Linked DNA regions of Homo sapiens: region 2 is linked to region 1. Evidence: chromatin loops called from intact Hi-C (ENCODE). Cell type or tissue: heart left ventricle. All regions are shown on one strand. Links, peaks and the distances in the headings refer to the core of each region. The heading gives the core; the rest is flanking DNA.

Region 1 (10,012 bases), core at 1,319-9,318:
GTGATTCTCCTGCCTCAGCCTCCCAAGCTAGCTGGAATTACAGGTGCCTGCCATCACACCCAGCTAATTTTTGTATTTTTTAGTAAAGACAGGGTTTCACCATGTTGGCCAGGCTAGTCTCAAACTCCCAACCTCAGGTGATTGGCCCACCTTGGCCTCCCAAAGTGTTGGGATTACAGGCGTGAGCCACCGCGCCCAGCCTGCAAAAGTTTTCTTGAACAGTCCTACTGTTTAGAACAAGTGAGCGTCACGTGCTGCCATTGGCTTTTTCAGAATCACAAGAAGCTTTTAGCACCCTGCATCCATGTGCTCTGGCATTAACTGTGTTCACACACATCCCTGGTCATAATTTATTGAGCTTGCAGTATTAAAGCATCAGAATGAAATAAATCCCAAAATATTAGTTAAAGTGGGGATTCTTGAACTTACCTGTTCATAAGAATCACCTGCTCGCACCCCCAACAGACCAAGTGAGTGAAAATTCCTGGGAAGGCTTGGGATCTACATTTTTTAAGTACAGCCCTTCCTCATCCCTCCCCATACACAAGGACTTTTAAGATCACGCAAGTCTGGGAAACACAGGCATAATGTGAGAAACCATAGAATTTACCCCAGAGTCTTGGCAGGTCTCTTCTCAAAGACATTTGATGCATTTAGTGTGCTTGGATTTGGATTACCTCTTTCTCTAAAGTCTCACTGGTAATTAGAAAGGAGGAGGTGGGTGGCAAATTATAACCAGACAGCCAGATTCTGAAGCCAAGGGAGACAGTGCTGTGGTGTTGTCTCCAGTTATAAATAAGTGGGCCTAGGTTTAGCGTGGTCACGCAATCACCTCGACATCGAGCAGATATTCCAACCCAGATCCTACACATCAAAATACATCATGGCATTTTTCATCCAAAATAGCCAGAATGTGCACTTCCAAAGCAAAGGCCCTAATATAAACAAATGCTCATGTAGACATTGGGTATGTATCTGACAGCCAAATATTGGAGCTATGCAGAGCAGCTAGAAGAGTGGACCGCAGGCAGCATGGCAAGTCCAGAAGACAGCTCACTTAAAACATCATTTTTAAAATGTACATTCTTAAAGCCTTAAAGACAAGACTCAAATCTGATCCAGGAATAACTGTAGCTGCCATCTCTAATTTAAAAAGCAGGTGATAATCTCATTTTCCAGCCCTCCTGTCATGTGAAGGTTGTTTATCTTTCCATAGAGACATAACCTACCAGTATCCAGGTTTCCGCAGGGGCCTGGAAGGCATATACAGTGGCTGCATAAACCAGATCAGGGGATCGAAGGACAAGCTTAGTCCACTGGTCCAGAGGGAATCAGTACAGCTTAGTCTTCTCAAAACCCCCTTTGCTCAGTTTCTTTTTTTTTTTTTGATATATTATTTTATTTAACTTTCAAAAAGATTTTATTAAAGTAACAGGATTTGAGAGTCATAACTTCACACAATTTGTGAGTATGAGTATTACAATTTGTAATCAAGTATATCTGACTCCAAATCCTATGTATTTTCCACTACATCTTAATGCCACAATGTTAATAAAAGGATAAAGCTTTAACATATCTTAAGGCCGATTTGCTGTAAAGTTATAAAGCTTAATTAATCATTAACTTTCTTTTTTTTCACTGGCCATCAGAGAAACACAAATCAAAACCACAATGCGATACCATCTCACACCAGTTAGAATGGCGATCATTAAAAAATCAGGAAACAACAGGTGCTGGAGAGGATGTGGAGAAATAGGAACACTTTTACACTGTTGGTGGGACTGTAAACTAGTTCAACCATTGCGGAAGTCAGTGTGGCATTTCCTCAGGGATCTAGAACTAGAAATACCATTTGACCCAGCCATCCCGTTACTGGGTATATACCCAAAGGATTATAAATCATGCTGCTATAAAGACACATGCACACATATGTTTATAGCAGCACTATTCACAATAGCAAAGACTTGGAACCAACCCAAATGTCCAACAACGATAGACTGGATTAAGAAAATGTGGCACATATACACCATGGAATACTATGCAGCCATAAAAAATGATGAGTTCATGTCCTTTGTAGGGACATGGATGAAACTGGAAACCATCATTCTCAGCAAACTATCGCAAGGACAAAAAACCAAACACCACATGTTCTCACTCATAGGTGGGAATTGAACAATGAGAACACATGGACACAGGAAGGGGAACATCACATTCTGGGGACTGTCGTGGGGTGGGGGGAGGGGGGAGGGATAGCATTAGGGGATACACCTAATGCTAAATGACGAGTTAATGGGTGCAGCACACCAACACGGCACATGTATACATATGTAACAAACCTGCACGTTGTGCACATGTACCCTAAAACTTAAAGTATAATAATAATAAAATTTTAAAAAAAGAAAGTTAATGATTAATTAAGCTCAGTTTTTTATGTAGGTTTAACAGTGACTAAGGAAACAGGAAGTCACTAGAGAGTAATGAATCTCCCCAAACAAAGTATGTGTGCCTCTCTCACCAACTTCAATGGGGTTGGGGTGCAGAGGAAAATTTAGATATTCCAAAACTGACATAGGGAAATTTTGATCCAAAGCTCTCCCTCTTCCTGGTTTATAAATGGACAGTTTCAGAGGGACCAGCTGGTCCAGTCCCAGGAAAACTTCAAAAACATCATACTAGGAAAGGAGACAATATCCAAAAGATTATCTGTGGAATCAGGTGAGATTGCTTTTTATTGTAAAAATTCTGGAAATTCTTTAGCAAATGTGCTAGTAACATTCTTAAAATATCTAAACCTGTAAAAGTTTTTCTACTTCCGTAATGTTGCTTGGTCAACCAGGATTCTCTACTTCAATAATTTCCAATCCTAGCTGAATGGCAGGTCTTTTTAAAAATACATATTCTAAACCCCACCCTAATTCAGTGGTCTTGGATGAGATCTGGAAATATGTGTAGTAGAAACCCTGACAAAATTATAACTAGCATACAATTTGCCCAACCCAAAAGTTTCATAAAGCAAGAAATCAGAAAAAAAATGGCATATGTACATCTTTAAGGTTAATCCTTTATATGAAACTAAAACATAAACATATGCATTTGACAGACTTTTTATGTCAAGTACAGGCTTTTTCTCATATAAGTCTACTGATTAAACAGTAAAGCCATTTTCTTGTGTATTTCACACACAAAGACAAGATATATAATCTCCAGTTTTAGTTTCTTTGGAGTGAAGACTTCAAGACTTTGTTAAAAAAAAAAAAACAGGAGCCTAACCTCTTAGATTTAAAAAAATTTTTTTTATCACTTACAGTTGCCCTGTCCACATACAACAACAAATAAATGGTATCACTCTCTTCACACTCAGATTTTATCAATTTATATTATTTACATTGCACCATCAGCAGGCTTATGAACAAACACAACAGTATCCAGTAAACACAATCAAGTGGAGTGTGCAGAAATGCTTTGGAATACTAGAGAATTAGCTACAAACCAGGACTAGTCAGCTTGCTGTGGTAACTAGTCAATATCTTACTGAAGTAAAGGCGAAAGTTTGTTAAAACAATGAGTGAGTTGAATAAGACTCATGAATTATCTCTGTACAATATATTTCTGAAGAGCTCTACACATAAGCAATTATGATGGTTATCTAAGTTTGTGAAATATTACCCTATATCAGAGTTTCTCAAACTTAAATGTGCATACAAATTCCCTGAGAGTCTTATTAAAATGCAGATTGTAGAAATCAGTGTGTCTTGGGTGGAACCCCAAAATCTAACAGTCTCCTAGCTTTTATCAGAGTAAGAACTCTAAATGAGATCTCTACTATGTCACATGTTTTTATCAGTTGTGGCAGCAAAATTGTAGTTGAAAGTGAATTTTCTTGCATTTTAACCTTTTATAATTAAATAACTTCAATTTTTTTAAACAGAAGAGTTTCTTGACCAATTATTCTCAGTAACAGCATAAGATGTTTTCATTTTTTCCAACCATTCTTCGGTTTAGTAGAAAGAAGTGTTAGAGAGCAGTCACAAAATGTGTTTTCATTTTCTATCGATGTCAACATTACCAAGTCTGTTTCTCTGTCCACACGGTAAAATAGAAATCAAACTATTTGTTCTTATAACTTTTGGCTTACAGGGGAAAAAGTTATATTTATAGAAAACTTTATCAGGATGGCTGCTTCTAACTCTCTCTTCCAATTCTTGCTGTACAGTTTGGATTTAGCTAATGACAGTAGCTAAAAGAAAACCAAAATAAGTGATTTCTTGGCAGCAAATGCCTCCCTGATGAATCACCATAGAAAAGATAGCACTGGAGTTTGACGGTGGGATGAGCAAAAAGCAGACGCAGTGTAGACAGGTTTTCTCCTGCTGCAAGTGGCTTATTTCAACTGTCAACACATCACATAAGAAATTTATAGTCAGAGTCCTATTTCCTCCCATTCCTATGGCTCCTAGCATTACTGCCACTTGATCGGACCCCATTTTCACAATCCACAGCTTTTCTCTAAAACCAGCCACCAAACTCTGATTGTGATACACTCACCCACTGGATGAGATTATGGGGACTGACATCACTATAGAAGGAGTACTTGCTCCAGGTGGCCTGAGAGGAAGCAAGTCTGAACCTGTGTACTGAAAGGGCAAGGCTGGGTCTCTACAGAGGTTAGGAATGCAGTCCTCAGTTGTCAAAAGGCCTGCCAGCACTAGTGTGCATAGTCACAAAGAGAAAATGAACAAAGCTGTCTCTCCCCATGAGCCAGGATGATCCACAAATACCTCACCTTTACTACTGACATCATTTACTATTGAAAATCCACAGGTGAGATCTTAAACTCCTACTTAGGTGGAAACTGTGATTCTAAAAGCACACAGGGCAATTCTCTGGGTCTATTTGTTTTCAAAATTATGGCAACTTTTTTAGGGAATAGAAGAGACTGAACAGGAAGCCTACCAAATAAATGGGCTGTTAGTAGCTAAGTCTGGCAGTCATACCCACATTCCCAAGTATTTTTTTAAATGCCAAGTATTTTTTAAAGTTCTGTTCTTTTAGAAACCAGAGGCCCATTTCAGAATATAACAGGAACTGTGAACCCTTTTCTCAAGACACAAAATCAACCTTCTGTATATGACTTCGAGATGACTTAAAGAGCTTTTTCCTCTGCGTGGCTACCAGGTTACAAATTCCCATTGTAATACAATACGAATAGTTCTCTGAGCCATTGCAAAGACAAAGGTGTAAGTAAATAAGCACTGTACACTATGCTCAGGGTAAGAAGTTCAGCAACTTCTCCTTCTGAAACCTATCTGCCATCCGTCTCCACACCAGGAAAACGTTAGGGCGGTAACAGGAATAACCTACTGTGAAGTTCTGATAGTCACCAGCTTCCTGTGCTGGGCCCAATGGAACAGGCTTCGGTTATCTAAGATAATTCATTCTGTGCCAGCTACAGTGCCTGTTTAATTGTTCAGCGTTTCATGTTCGGGAACTCCTTTCCAATGACTGACTGCCCGTGGCGTCACTGCCATTCTGAATCATGCAAATGAGAATGTCATATCCTCTGACTCAAGAAGCTTTATCTCATTAAAAATTATTTTGAGAACTCCAAGCAGAGAGTTGGTCTTTGCTTAGATCTGACTTCCCAAATACATCACTTTTCCTTTTCTCACGGGGATCCAGCTGATTTGGAAGGAGACTGGGAAGTGTGCAAGGGGGGAATCCTATGGAACTGAGCTTGGGAAGCAGGTATTTGCTGGCAGGGATGCTCTCCTCCTTTGCTGAGAGGCTGTGGTCCACAGCCCTTGCCAAATCTGTCGCAGTAGCTAACAGTACATTTCCATGTATGTACTATTTTCTCCCAATTTTCCCCAAGGAAAGGGCGAGTCAGGATATGCACGCATAGCACAGGACAAAAATAGCCTTGTTTAAGTAGATAAGTAGCTATTAAGTGAAGTTCCTTGACTTTGTCTATTCTGAGCACCAGTATTTGCACTAGTCAGGCAGCATCCCCCTAGGTCAACTACCTGTGTATTCTTGTACTCTCTACTGAAAGACAGTATGCACAGGGCTTATGAAAACAGACATTAGAAATAGGATTTGAGTCCTTGGGGTAGTTGTGTGACTTACTGGTTATATGAACTTAGACAATTTACCGAACCTCTCTGAGCTTAAATTTGCTCATTTATAAAATGGGGTAATACAAGTTTGTAACTTATAGACGTATTATAAGGATAAAATTAATTAATATACTGCATATAAAGTTTCTAGCTCAGTGACTGACACATATTACGTGCTATGTGATGCATATGTTAAGTGCTTGTGAAGGTTAGCTGTTACTATTACACCAGGTATTCTTGAACATTTCTTTAACTCAGAGTTAAAGCCAGGAAAGACATGTGTTACATTTAGTTTAAAGGATAAAAAACAATATAGCATAGACTTGGGAGTCTGGTAGTTTATCACGCAGGTAAATGCTATAGCAGTTAAAAGTCAGCAAAGTTCAAAATTAACTCTGAATGATCTATGATCTATGTGTTTAATGTCCTCATCTTTTTTTTTTTTTTTCTTTAGATGGAGTTTCGCTCTTTCTCCCAGGCTGGCATGCAGTAGTGCCATCTCGGCTCACTGCAACCTCCACCTTCCGGTTTCAAGTGATTCTCCTGCCTGAGCCTCCCAAGCTAGCTGGCATTACGGGTGCCTGCCACCACACCCAGCTAATTTTTGTATTTTTTAGTAAAGACAGGGTTTCACCATGTTGGCCAGGCTGGTCTCCACCTCCTGACCTCGTGATCTGCCCACCTCGGACTCCCAAAGTGCTGGGATTACAGGTATCCTCATCTATTAAGTAATAATCAAGTCTTCCTCATGAGATTTTAATGGCACTTAAATCAAAGGAAGTAAAACATCAAGCCCACAAGGATTAAGTGTACAATTAATGTTAGTCATCATTACCACTAAAAATTAACATGAGCTTAAATATATACAAACTATAGAATATAGGCAGCAGGCTCCATTCATTTAAAAACTACTGATACTACACTACTGTGTACCAAGCATGGTTCTACACATCTTATTTAAAAATAACTCATTTATTTAATCCTCATAATAGCTCCAGGAGGTAGGTACTATATCACCTAGCCCTATTTTAAATATGAGGAAACAGTGGCCACTCCATTACTAAGTTGCAGACTCATGATTCACTCCCAGGCTCCCAAGACAATGCTCTTTCAGTGCTGTCTAATAGAACTTTCTACAATAATGGAACTGATTTGTCTGTGCTGCCCAGTATGCTAGGCCCTGGGCACGTGTAGTAATTGAGCCCTTAAAATGTGGTAAATATGCTTGAGGAATAGAATATTTTATTTCATCTCATTTTAATTAATTTAAATTTAAATAGCCACAGGTGGCTGGTGGCTATTGGACAACACATGCATAGACCACCCCGTTGCATTGCTTTATTAAAGGGCCAGTTCCACTGAAGAAACTAGTAGAGACCCTTATCCACACTGTGCTTGTTCCACACTTGCCTACAGTGGTTGTAGTTCCTTCATTCGGGACCTTTATTACTATCTTCTTTAAAAATAAGTTGCCTTTTTTGGTACATTGAGTATCTTCAGTACAAGGAAATTTTGCCTTCAAAATACCCCACTAATAATGGTTCATCCTGTAACTTTTTATCCCTTTTGCCTACTTGTTGTACTTGCTTGATGCCAGACACTATTCTCTAGCCACAGGTTACATGCAGCTTTCCGCACATGGCCACCCCATGTTCTCCAGTTAGGACACGGGTTCTATTTTGCCCTCTTTTGTAGAGCTAGCAACTGCTTTATTGTTGTCTGAGCTGAAAATGGAGCCTTGATGGACAAAAACAGACATCTTATCACTTTTTAACGTAAAACCATCAAACTTGGCTTTCCGTTGATCCACCAAATTATGCTTTTACTTTTGCCTCCATTTCATAAAATTAACTACCCTAAGCATGCCTGTCTAATTGCAAATTTCCATTCCCTCATGTCCAACCTCTGCCTCCCACTGCACCACTGTAATTTGCCAAGTGAAACCTGCCCAAGTTCAGAGAGACTCAGGCAAACAAAACTCACGAAAAGGAGTACTTTTTTGTCCGGAGTTAAATCAATATTGCAATGAAGAAAATAATCTCCTTAGAATGACAGTACATGCATCTTGCTTCCCATTCCCATTTTATGTAATTATCTGTGCTGTGATGCTCGATCCAAACAAGTGCTGTCTCATTTGTAATCAGGGCAGAGAGTACGACTCCATCACTTTTACCCGAGTCCCTCATACAGCATTGCTTGTGATCAGAATTTTCAAAACTGCATTTCCAAAATCACAACTGGGATCATTTTTGCTTAGAAGCCACGTGACAGAAGCCTCACAGACAAACCTGAAATCTTAAACAAGCTTTAAAAGTATGACATAATGATTATCCGATAATGTCTAAAAGCAAGTGGCACATTCAGGTAGTTCAGTTTGATTTGCTGTGCTCAGAGTCGACTGGGTAGTTCATGTGCAAATCTTCTGCTAAGTCATTTCCTCTCTTTGTTTTCAGACTGGATTTCCAAGCAAAATATTCATATCTTTTTCTGTACATAGACTGACTCAGCCTTGCCACAATTTTGTGGGCAGAAAGGGTATGTGTGTTATGTACTTATCTTATTCATCATTGTATGATATTAGGGTGGTGATTCTGAGATATGTTAATTTTTCTTGTTTTCATTGGATTCTTTTCTTTCCAACCTTCATTCCTATTGATGTGTTCATAGGTTATCATTTGTGTGATTTTTGAGACACAATGAATCAAAGGGATTAAAAGATCACTTGGATACACAATTTTTTCATTGATATAACAGTGGGCACTTGCCTCTGCATGTAACAGAAATTAAAAAAAAAAAAAATGGAAGAATCCCCATGTGTTGCTCTCAACAGAGCTGAGAATCGCATTACCAGAGGCATGACTGGCGTAGACCTCTCATGCCACACAAATGCCTCACTTCTCCACCTGGGGTTAGCAAAAAACTTTCAGTCAACACTTGCATTCATGGCTCATAAATGTTGAGACTTGAGCAGCCTTCTTGCTAGGTGGGTTTCTATGCGGGGGTAGGAGTTTACTCTGAAATTAATTGTAGAATTTCTCTAGGAAGCCAAGCTAGCTGAATTCATTTATTCTGAGTTCAGAATTATGAAAAAGTGAGACCAGTTTTAAGTTTTACATTTTGAAGAATTTTAATATAAGCATGATAGTTTACAACTGCTGTGAGTGAGAAAAAAAATTCTCTGTGTTCTTGCTTCTAATTTGATTTGAATCCATAAAGTATATCTCAATCAGAAAGCAACTTGTTGTAAAGGAGAAAAATAGAATTTATAGACATGAAAATAAATAGATGAAAATCATGGGTGGTTATTTGATCTTTAGAAGGTACAAAGTAGCCACAAATTATGGGTACCATTTTCTTCCACATTTTAGTTTTACATTCCTGAAACTTGGGGTATGCATTTATTCAATAGTCATTCACCCTGCTAAGCAGAGGGAACACAACGAAAACAAGATACAAATCTTGCCCTCAAGAAGCTCACAATCTACTTAGAGGGTATTAACATAAATATTTTAAAAGAAAGTCCTTAAGTGTAGGGGTAGGAATATGAATGGAGTATTAGAAAAGCATAAGCAAAGGCATCTAACCCATCAGGCTTTCTGGAGGAGGTGGGATCTGGTCTGCAATTTGAAGGTTATGTAGAGGGTCACTATGTGAAAGGAGGTATAGGAAGAGCAAAGGAACTGGAAGGAGGAGCACGGTGCACAGGCAAATTAAGTGTTTCCACATTGCCAGAGAGAAAACCATGAGGTACAGATTAATAAGAGCTAAGCCTGGAGAGGCCAGCAAGATCCTGATCTTCAGGGTCTTACTTATAGCATGTGGTGGAAAGCATTCTGCCGTTTTAAGCAAAGGAGAGGACATGTCTGATTTTGTTTTTAGTGGCGTATGAGTTGGTT
Region 2 (10,012 bases), core at 582-8,581, 91 kb after region 1:
TTTACTGCCCTGTTTTTTACATTTGTGTGCTTCGGTTTGATGATTTCACTGCTTAAAAAGTTCCCAAGCACAGTGCTGAAGTGTTGTCTAGTATATGTGTTAGGCAAGCTTCATTCAAACCTGAGCTACAGTATTGTTGGCCATGAGTTCAATACTAACAATCCAACAATAGACAGTAAATAAGGTGATTTTAAATAGAAACACACATAAGGTATGTGATGATCAGATAGTGAACATACTGTGACCAGAGGCTCCTGGGAGCATAACCCTGTATTTCCCCTAGGAGCAATGGTTCAGTATTTGCTAATTCAGTGTTTACAGTGACTTTATAGAAGACAATTACTATGAATAATGAGAATCAACTGAACTGCATCACATTATGGTCCTGGAGTATGAATAGGACCCAGAACAGACAGTAATGTTAAAATATAAGGGCCTGGGGCCAGGCATGATGGCTCATGCCTGTTATTCTAGCACTTTGGGAGGCCAAGGTGGGCGGATCACCTGAGGTCAGGAGTTTGAGACCAGCTTGGCCAACATAGCAAAACCCCGTCTCTAATAAAAATACAAAAATTAGCTGGGCATGGTGGCGGGCGCCTGTAATCCCAGCAACTCAGGAGGCTGAGGCAGGAGAACTGCTTGAACCTGGGAGGTGGATGTTGCAGTGAGCCGAGATTGCGCCACTGCACTCCAGCCTGGGCAACAAGAGCAAAACTCCATCTCAAAAAATACATATATAAGGGCCTGGATGGAGGTTTTGATGGGCTCCACCGTGAGAAACTAAGAAAGTGTCATGCGAAATAGGAGAGCACTCAACTGGAGCTGGAGAAACACCAGACAAACTTGTACCTCTTCTCCATACTTCTTGAGCCCAACCCTATTGCTATGTATATAGTATTAGTAAATAATCTGGTAATAATATCACACAAACTATCCATGGCAAAAGAGGTATTATCTTAGGATTTTACACTTAATGTTTGACAGTATGGATTGCTACTGCTCAGTATAGTAGCTACCAGCAAAAGTAGTCACTGAGTACTTGAATGTGGCTAGTCCAAATTGAGATGTCGATTTCAGACACAGTATGATAAAAATAATGTAAAACTGCTTGTGAATATTTTTTGAGACAGGATTTTGCTCTGTCTCCCAGGCTGGAGTGCAGTGGTGTAATCATAGCTCAATGAAGCCTCGACCTCCAGGGCTCCATCCATCCTCCCACCTCAGCCTCCCTGGTAGCTGGGACTACAGGCATGCACCACCATGCCCAGCTAATTTTTGTATTTTTTGTAGAGAGAGGTTTTACCATGTTTCCCAGGCTGGTCTCGAACTCCTGGGCTCAAGGTATCCTCCCACATCAGCCTCCTAAAATGCTGGGATGACAGGAATGAGCCACCACGCCCAGCATGAATAATTTTTCTATTGATTCCATATTGAAGTATTTTTACATAATAGGCATTAAAAGTATTGAAATTAATTTTATCTTTTTTTAACCTTTTTTAAATGTGGCCACTAGAAAACGTTACATGGCTTATATGGACTGCATTGTGTTTGTATTAGACAGTGCTGATTTGAAATAAACAGCTGAATTGGGAGGATTTATAGTAAGAATTTATAGTGAAAATAGTGAACTAGACCACCATATAACAGCTATACTTACATCCTACTTACTCTGAGCCAGGCACTGTTCTAAGTACTTTACATATATTACTAATTACATATATTACTTTACATATATTAACTTGACTGATCCTCACTGGAATTCTCAGGGATAGATGCTATTCATTTTGCAAATGAAAAACTGAGGCAAAGAAAAGTGAAGTGATTTGCCCCAGGTCACACTAGATTTGAGCCAGATTTGACCTAATTAATATAGCTCACATTCTTAACCATCACACACACACACACACACACACACACACACACACACATACACCTATTTGATGCAATCATCAAACCCATAAAATAAAAATTACTTATCAGTAAATAGAAATCATAGCTTATGCCTCAGTTGCATTCTCTGAAGATATAAAAAGAAACAGACATTTTTATAAAGGAATTAACTTCCAAAAGTTTTGCAAGGTTTTGCAAAAATTGAGCCACCATGAATGTGAGGATATTGTGTTGTCTTCCATCTAGATCTAGTATAGAAACGCAGGTCAAAAGGTAGGAAGATAGAGTAAAAATATACCGATTTTACTGGTTAAAAAAAATTGATAAAAGAGAATACAAAAAAATTTAAAGGGGGATTTGGGGATAAATATTAGAAAAAGAACTTTTCAAATGAGAAGAGATAGCATACAGTGAAGTTTGCAGATGAACTAAGGTGCTAGGTAAATGAAGAACCAAGCCAGCAGGAACAGGAGTCCGATGGAAGAGGCAGAAATGTGCTAAATAAACAGACTTAGGATTTGTAAAACAAAACTGCTTAAGCTGACCATATAAAGCTGCTTGTTTGTTGTTTCAAAAATCAATTGAAAATTATTTGAGAGAGTTGTTTCCATTTAAAAAATAATGATTATATTCACTTATTAGCAAAGGACAATGACCTGGCTCCTGTGCTGGTTATTCCTGGGAAGAAAGGCATCCATAGGCCGGGCACGGTGGCTCACGCCTGTAATCCCAGCACTCTGGGAAGCAGAGGCAGGCGGATGACCTGAGGTCGGGAGTTCAAGACCAGCCTGACCAACATGGAGAAACCCCGTCTCTACCAAAAATACAAAAAAATTAGCCGGGCATGGTGGCGCATGCCTGTAATCTCAGCTACTCAGGAGGCTGAGGCAGGAGAATCGCTTGAACCCAGAAGGCGGAGGTTGTGGTGAGCCAAGGTCGCGCCATTGCACTCCAGCCTGGGCAACAAGAGCGAAACTCAGTCTCAAACAAACAAACAAACAAACAAACAAAAAGCATCCAGAAAGGCCATGAGAGGAGCCTGACTCTCTTTTATACCTGCAGGATCTGCATCTTCAGAACTCCATACAGGCCTTGTAGATTTCTTTTATTAAAAAAAAAAAAAATAGAGACAAGTCTCTCTCTCTGTTACCCACGCTGGAGTGCAGTGGTGCAATCATAGCTCACTGCAGCCTCCAACTCCTGGGCAGAAGCAATCCCCTGCCTCAGCCTCTCAAGTAGCTGGCGCCTACAGTTGCACACTGCCATGACCAGCTAATTTTTTTTTATTTTTATTTTGTAGAGACAGAGTCTTGTTATGTTGCCTGGGCTGGTCTCAAACTCTTGGCTTCAAAAGATCCTTCCATCTCAGCCTCCTAAAGTTCTGGGATTACAGGCATGAGACACTGTTCCTGGCCTAGATTTCATTTTAAAACACTGAGAACAATTAGTCTACATGTCACTGCACACTTGCATGGAGACAACTCCTCTGCTACACAGGGAAGCCTGGATTAGTAGCAGGTGTTGCTGAACCGCATCACCAGCCTGGGACTCAGAAAACCTGCATTCGAAGTCTCTCTGTTACTTATTACCCTGGGGATCTTGGCATATCACAGAGTTTCCAAGGGCTTTATTTCTAAAGAGAAAAGATGGAACAAAAGGAAGAAGTTTACACAGAGATTAAAAATCTAAAACAGGGCTCAGATTCTTGCTCTTCAACTTCAAGTTTAAGACGTTGGCCACATTACCTCTTGGAGCTTGTTTCTTCATCAATAAGATGTTGATAATCATCCCCGCCTCATGGGACTGATGAAATGAAGGAGTGAGATCATCTTTGTAAAGTTTTAGCACAGTGTTTAGCCTGGCACGTACTACGAACCCAAAAATGATTTTTTAAAATTAGATGATAATTCAGCTTCTTTCCAGCTCAGACATGCTATGAAGATACGCAGCCAGCACTGCCTTGCCATGGTGTGTCTTTTTTTCTGACTCAAGCCTGTTCCTTATTAAAATGCTGCAACTTTGTGGTGAGAAAAGGAGTTATTCCGTAACTTTGACCATCAGAAAGTGAACCAACTGACACCAAGGCCTCAGCAATGATTCTAAGTATTAAGAGTTGCTTTCATCTTCACAGATGGAAGAAGTGAGGACAATACTTGGTCAAGGTCACACACGTTGAGGAACCACCCAAGAGAGATCAGAAACTCAATCCCTTCCTCAAGCCCTTGGACTCTGTTTGCTAATTACTTGTGAGAGTTATTAACGTGCTTTTTATTTTTCTTTAATTTTGGTTTTCTTCATTTATGGCTATCAACATAATCCCTTGCTCAAAGCTCAAGGCTAAATACTAGGTAAGGCTCATATTCTCACTGGCAGAAACCTCTGTTTTAAACACTTCTCTAAAAAATAGAACCTTGTTTATAAGCTTTATACCATTGCTGTAAAATGTAATATGCAAATAAGGCATTTTATAACTTTAGAGTTAAATAATAAAGGCAGCACTCCAAACCTCAACTAGATATTTACATAATTGCATTACTAGCATTTGCATGAGCTGTAATGAAAGCTAAGGGGGAAAACCTGCTTATTTCCTATTAACTCCATAATAGAACATGATTTTTATTTGCTCTTACAAATAAAACTTAACTGCTTGTTTGTTTGTTTGTTTGTTTTTTAACCAGACGCTACATTTGGGTTCCTTATAGTTCCTGATTATAATAACAGAGCGCCAGCAAATTTCATAAGAAGAAAAACCTGTTTGATGAAAAATTAGTTATTCCAAAAGAATTCCCCTAAACATCTGACTTTAGTATGCCTCTGCATTTGCTTTCTGGCTTTTGACAGATCAGCTTCTTCACTACATGTATCAGGTTTTTTGTTTTTGTTTTTGTTTTTGTTTTTTGAGACAGGGTCTCACTCTGTCACCCAGGCTGGAGTGCAAAGGCATGATCTCAGCCCACTGCAACCTCTACCTCCTGGGTTCAAGTGATTCCCCTGCCTCAGCCTCCTGAGTAGCTGGGACTACAGGTGCACACCACCATGCCGGCTAATTTTTTGAATTTTTTTGGTAGAGGCGGAGTTTTGTCATGTTGGCCCGGCTGGTCTCAAACTCTTGGCCTCAAGCAATCCGCCCTCCTTGACCTCCCAAAGTGGTATCACACCTTTTTAAGATTAATTTCTTTAAGGTCAGTTTTCCCTAAATCTCTCTATGTACACTCAGTACAGAGGACCAGCTGATAGTCCTGACTTCCATCCTGATTAATAAGTCAATCAATGTTGTTGGGTGTCCCTAGAGCCAACCTAGCATGCACCCAATAAATGCATGCTAAATTGTATTGAAATTAAATCTATTCCATGTAAGTAAGTGACTTATGGCACATCTCTTGGTTTTGATGTCCCCCAAATACAGATTCTGAGATAGAAGCTGGGTGCAGGTAGTTTATTTGGGAGATAACCTCAGAAAGCACAGGTAGGGCAATGGAGAAAGTGAGACTAGGAAGGGAGGTAAACTAAAAGGGATACATTCATGAGACAGGTAATCACTGCAGACAACTGAGCTGCAAACTCAGAGTGAATACTGGGAGGAAACACATGGAGGGAACTTGATGAAATCTCAGGCATTTCTCCCCCTTAGCCTTCTCCTAACCACACATCAACAGCTTTCCAGGGATACCAGACAAGAGTGAGGGCTTAGGTGCTGCCAACTCTCAGACTGAACTCTGCAAGTTCTATCATGTCCTGACTCAGACCCCAGTTACTGTCAGAAGCAATGCTCTCTGCCATCCGCAGTCCAGATTCTCAATCTCATTTCAAGTCTTGCTTTTAAATAATTCTGGATGATTTTTATAATTTGGTCTTCAATTTGTCTATTTTTACTCATCTATTCCCTAAAATAATTTCAAAAGACATTGTACCCCCTAGCACATTATTAGGTTGACATCTATAGGCTTTCTTGGTCATCAGTTTAAGTAGTTGCTAAAAGTGACTTCCAGTAAATTGTAAATATTGAAAGTCTAAAATAAAATTGTTACTCAGATCCTTCAAATGTTTCCAGTGGAATTTAAATTCCAAAGAAATGGGATACTCATCACTGTTCACTTAACGATATAAATGTACATGCTTATCTTGTTTTATAATGTTCCTTAAAGTCATATTTCCATTCCATTTTCCCCACAGAACTTTATTCTAATACAATAATATACTTGAAATAATTTAACTAAATTTAACTAAATAAGAATTTAACTAATTATTAACATAATTCACCACAGAAAAGGGTATAAATTAACATTTTTTAAAAAAGGTCCTTTGACTATATAGGTTCAAATGTATATTTTTAAGTTTTATTTGGGGAATTACCATACTATGTTTTACTTAGTTCACAACTGATCAAAACAATACAAATATATTTTAAATATTAATAAATAAACTTAAAAATTTAAATTTTAATGGAAAATCATCTCAATGAAATGGGCGGGACTGGTCTGATTTTTCTAATTAGTTAATCTCTCCATGAATGAATACTATTTATCAATAGAATGAGACAGAGGTTAATATCAATGTTGTTCTTTGTTTAAAAAATAGCACTGAAAAGACTTGTCCAAAAAGAATTTATTTAAGTAGTTGAAAATAGAATCGATTTTATTATAGCAGTGTCTTTCACTTCTTTGAGATTTTTTAGAGTTACATCCTAAACATAGCATAGTAGTCTACCGTCAAAGATTATTTTCAGGCCAGGCACAGTGGCTCATGCCCGTAATCCCAGCACTTTGGGAGGCCAAGGCCTGTGGATCACTTGAGGTCAGGAGTTCGAGACCAGCCTGGCCAACATGTCAAAACCCCATCTCTACTAAAAATACAAAAATTAGCCGGGAGTGGTGGTGGGTGCCTGTAATCCCAGCTACTTGGGAGGATGAGGCATGAGAATCCTTGCACCACTGCAGTCCAGCCTGGGCAACAGAGTAGGACCCTATCTAAAAAAAAAAAAAAAAAATTATTTAGAATATCCTAAGTAGGTTTTCAAACTTTATTCTGAGCAAAGAATAAAAAATCATTGTAAAAGAATGTGGTCCCCAGTTATCAGATCAATTAGTTTTCTCAATATCAGTACTAGTTCACAGGGTCCCTTTGCTTGGGTTTTTCCACCATAGCAAGATAAGGAGTGAATCAAAGGATGGAAGTAGGAACATGAAAAGGGCAAGTGTGGGGAGAAAAAATAAGCAAGAAACTCTGCAAGTCATAAGGGTGCCTATGGAGAGATGAGTCTGAGAAAAGCAAATATAGGGGATTTGAGGATCTGGAGGTTGATTTTGTTGACACTGTCTCAGTCCCCACGTATTCCCTTGGGAAGGAGATGCATCCCCAGGACACCCACACATTTACATACACTTCAGTGGCTTTGGAATAATTGTATGGTCCCAAAGTCTTTCTTAGTTTTGCCTTATGAAATTCAAAGCCCAAGCGTTTGAAACCCAAAAACTAAGAATCAACTCTTTGGTTTGGTTACATCATCCTCAGGAGAAGTTAGTAAAACCTAATGCCCAGGCAGCTGCCTGGAAAGGAGGGAAGGATAGAGGACAAATAGTTTCTAGCAACAAAAAATACATTAGCTAACCTTTCAAAGTTGCACCCTGCGTGCTCAAAATAACAAAGGAGCCACATCCATTATGGATGCTATAGAATTCATGAAGTGCAATCATTTGATTTGGGCCTTTAGTTTGTAGATTTAAGATTTATTGGAGAAGAAAAGAAGTGCATATAATAGATTAATTTGTGGGGATGTTAAAAATGCCTGTGCATGGACTTATTAGATAACCTGCAATGCGTAGGTAAATTTGATGTTCAAATAGGACCACTTGTTTATAAGCCTGATTTCTTTGGGAAGAAAATCAATTCAGACCAGACCTGTTTCATTCAAGTAAGCCTGAGGGCTTGCTTGAAATAAACTGATAAATTCTTCTGTTCCCAATTAAAAAAATAGGGCCAATATCCCTCATTTTAAAAATGCTTCTGTTTTTCATGAAGTGTGTGTATGCATACACATAATAATCTGAAGCAGTCTGCTGCTATTTAATTATAGCAATACATGTGACAATGGAAACAGAGATTGGAGCGATTCAGGGCCATGAGCCAAGGAATGCAGGGTGCAATTTTAGCCCAGTGAGGCCCATTTCAGACTTGGGACCTCCAGAACTAGAAAATAATAAATTTGTGTTGTCTTAAACTCTAAGTTTGTGGTAATTTGCTACAGTGGCAATAGGAAACTAATTCAGTGCCCTAATAAAATGACATGCCTTTACAAATTAACTATGTAGACACATCCCATAATCATCCTACATTAAAAGTATTTAATGTCCTCTAAAATAAAATTCCATTTTAATAATTATCACCTATGACTTTGGATTGCCCTAAATAATCTAATACAGATATGAAAATGAGTGTATCACCAGGCTAGGCCCAAAGGAAATTGACAGGGCTGAGCAGTAGAAATCAGGAGTTATTAGAAATCATGGGGCCTCCCTAAAGGGTGGGAAATTTATCAACTGTGCTTTTCTTTCCTATTCAAGTGGTTATGTTTGCCCAGAAATCCATGAACATGGAAGAACTCTTAAGTATGTCTTCGGTAGGCAAATACTTGTTTTCTTCTAAACTCATGATGTAGAGGGAATGATTAAAAGCTACAGACCACAGGGGGTGGAAAAGTATTAGCTTAAAAAAAATGGATCCAATCCAAATGTCATGGGCCAGCTTGAATTTTGGTGAGCCTAATGATTTTTGAAAAATGTCTGTTAAAACTGTTCTCCATGCCAAGCTCCAGGGTAAAACCACAAGTAGGAATTGATCTGTTGTATTTTATAAAATCCAAATGCTGTTTTTCTGATTTAAATACTTTTTTAACAGATTCTGAAATAGGACACAAGGGAAGAAACTGAAGACAGTACATTTTAATCTTCTCAAGCTGCCAGGACACAGATCTCTCCCTCTTTCCCTACAGAAGGGATCAAGCAGTGCCCACTCTCCACCCTCCAGGGAGCTGTGACTCCTGGTGAGGGGCTATTCATACAGTGTCCATTCCCAGACCATGCTTTAAACATGGCCAGGAACACTGAAGCTTTGGGACTGAGAGTGTACTCATTTAGTTTCCCTGAATTGAGAATGCATGAGAAAAAGCAAAGGGCACCCAAATACTTGTGGCCTTATTAATGCTTTCTGGAAAGTCTTTAATTATTTAATAATCTTCTAGGTTTCTCTGTCTCTACTTCTCCCCAAAATAACATGGGCAGGTGCGAAAGCCTGTTGTTCTCCTCTTCAAGTAACCTCCAAATTTAGTTGCTGCTTAAGCCCCAAAATTCCTCCTACGCTGGCTTTGCATGCACTTGAGATGTTCATGCCTGAGATCTAGGCCTTGAATGGGAGGGGTTTTAATAGGAGCAAATGGCAAAACCAAGACCGTGGCCTAGAAAATGTTTGTGAATGGGCTTAGAGGTAAAGGGACCTCAAAGCACATAAGCCTCTGCCAAGTCCTATAGCAGTGCCTAGAAAGAGCGTGGGCATTTTTGTTGATAGCAGAGGGACTGGAAGAGCACTGTCTCAGGCAAAGCTGGATCCCAACTATTTCACTTGCAGAAATGTCTACGGCAGGGGTGTCCAATCTTTTGGCTTCCCTGGTCCACACTGGAAAAAGAGAACTGTCTTGAGCCACACGTACAATACACTAACACTAACGATTGCTGATAAGCAAAAAAAAAAAAAAAATCACAAAAAAATTTCATAATGTTTTAAGAAAGTTTATAAATTTGTTTTGTGTTGCATTAAAAGTTGTCCTGGGCCGCGTGTGGCCCACAGGCTGTGGGTTGGACAAGCTTGGCCTACAGAAATTCTTGCAAGAAACTAATATCTATGGAGAGTTTTCACGTTGAGGTTTTTAGAAGACGGGTTGTCGAGTGATAAACAGCACACCACTCCCTTGCCCAGTTTTTCTAATTAAAAAATAATTGGGAAATAATGCAAAACACACGTGGAGAACAAACTGTCATCTTTACGACCCAATATAGGGAAGGTCAGAGTATCCACTTACATCTGAGGGGCAAAGGGCTTCCTCAGACTGAACACGAGATTAGCCAGACCT

What was found. Peaks named below come from ENCODE experiments on the same cell type or tissue, not always from the same donor. Only the 100,000 strongest peaks of a DNase experiment are listed, where the experiment ranks them.
Region 2: a loop joins it to region 1, with 2.0 times the contacts of the local background. A loop is called at or near these places in 8 of 110 quality-filtered maps.

The regions. Positions count from the first base shown.
Region 1 is chr21:28,628,553-28,638,564 of GRCh38, forward strand. It overlaps a transcript of HEMK2 not described here. Among named protein-coding and RNA genes, the nearest start is that of LINC00161, 94 kb to the left of the region's middle. In heart left ventricle, for the core only: no CTCF peak of the experiment used is centred there; a DNase peak (open chromatin) is centred at 5,499; H3K27ac peaks cover 4,302 bases.
Region 2 is chr21:28,720,011-28,730,022 of GRCh38, forward strand. It overlaps a transcript of HEMK2 not described here. Among named protein-coding and RNA genes, the nearest start is that of HEMK2, 160 kb to the right of the region's middle. In heart left ventricle, for the core only: no CTCF peak of the experiment used is centred there; no DNase peak of the experiment used is centred there; H3K27ac peaks cover 1,630 bases.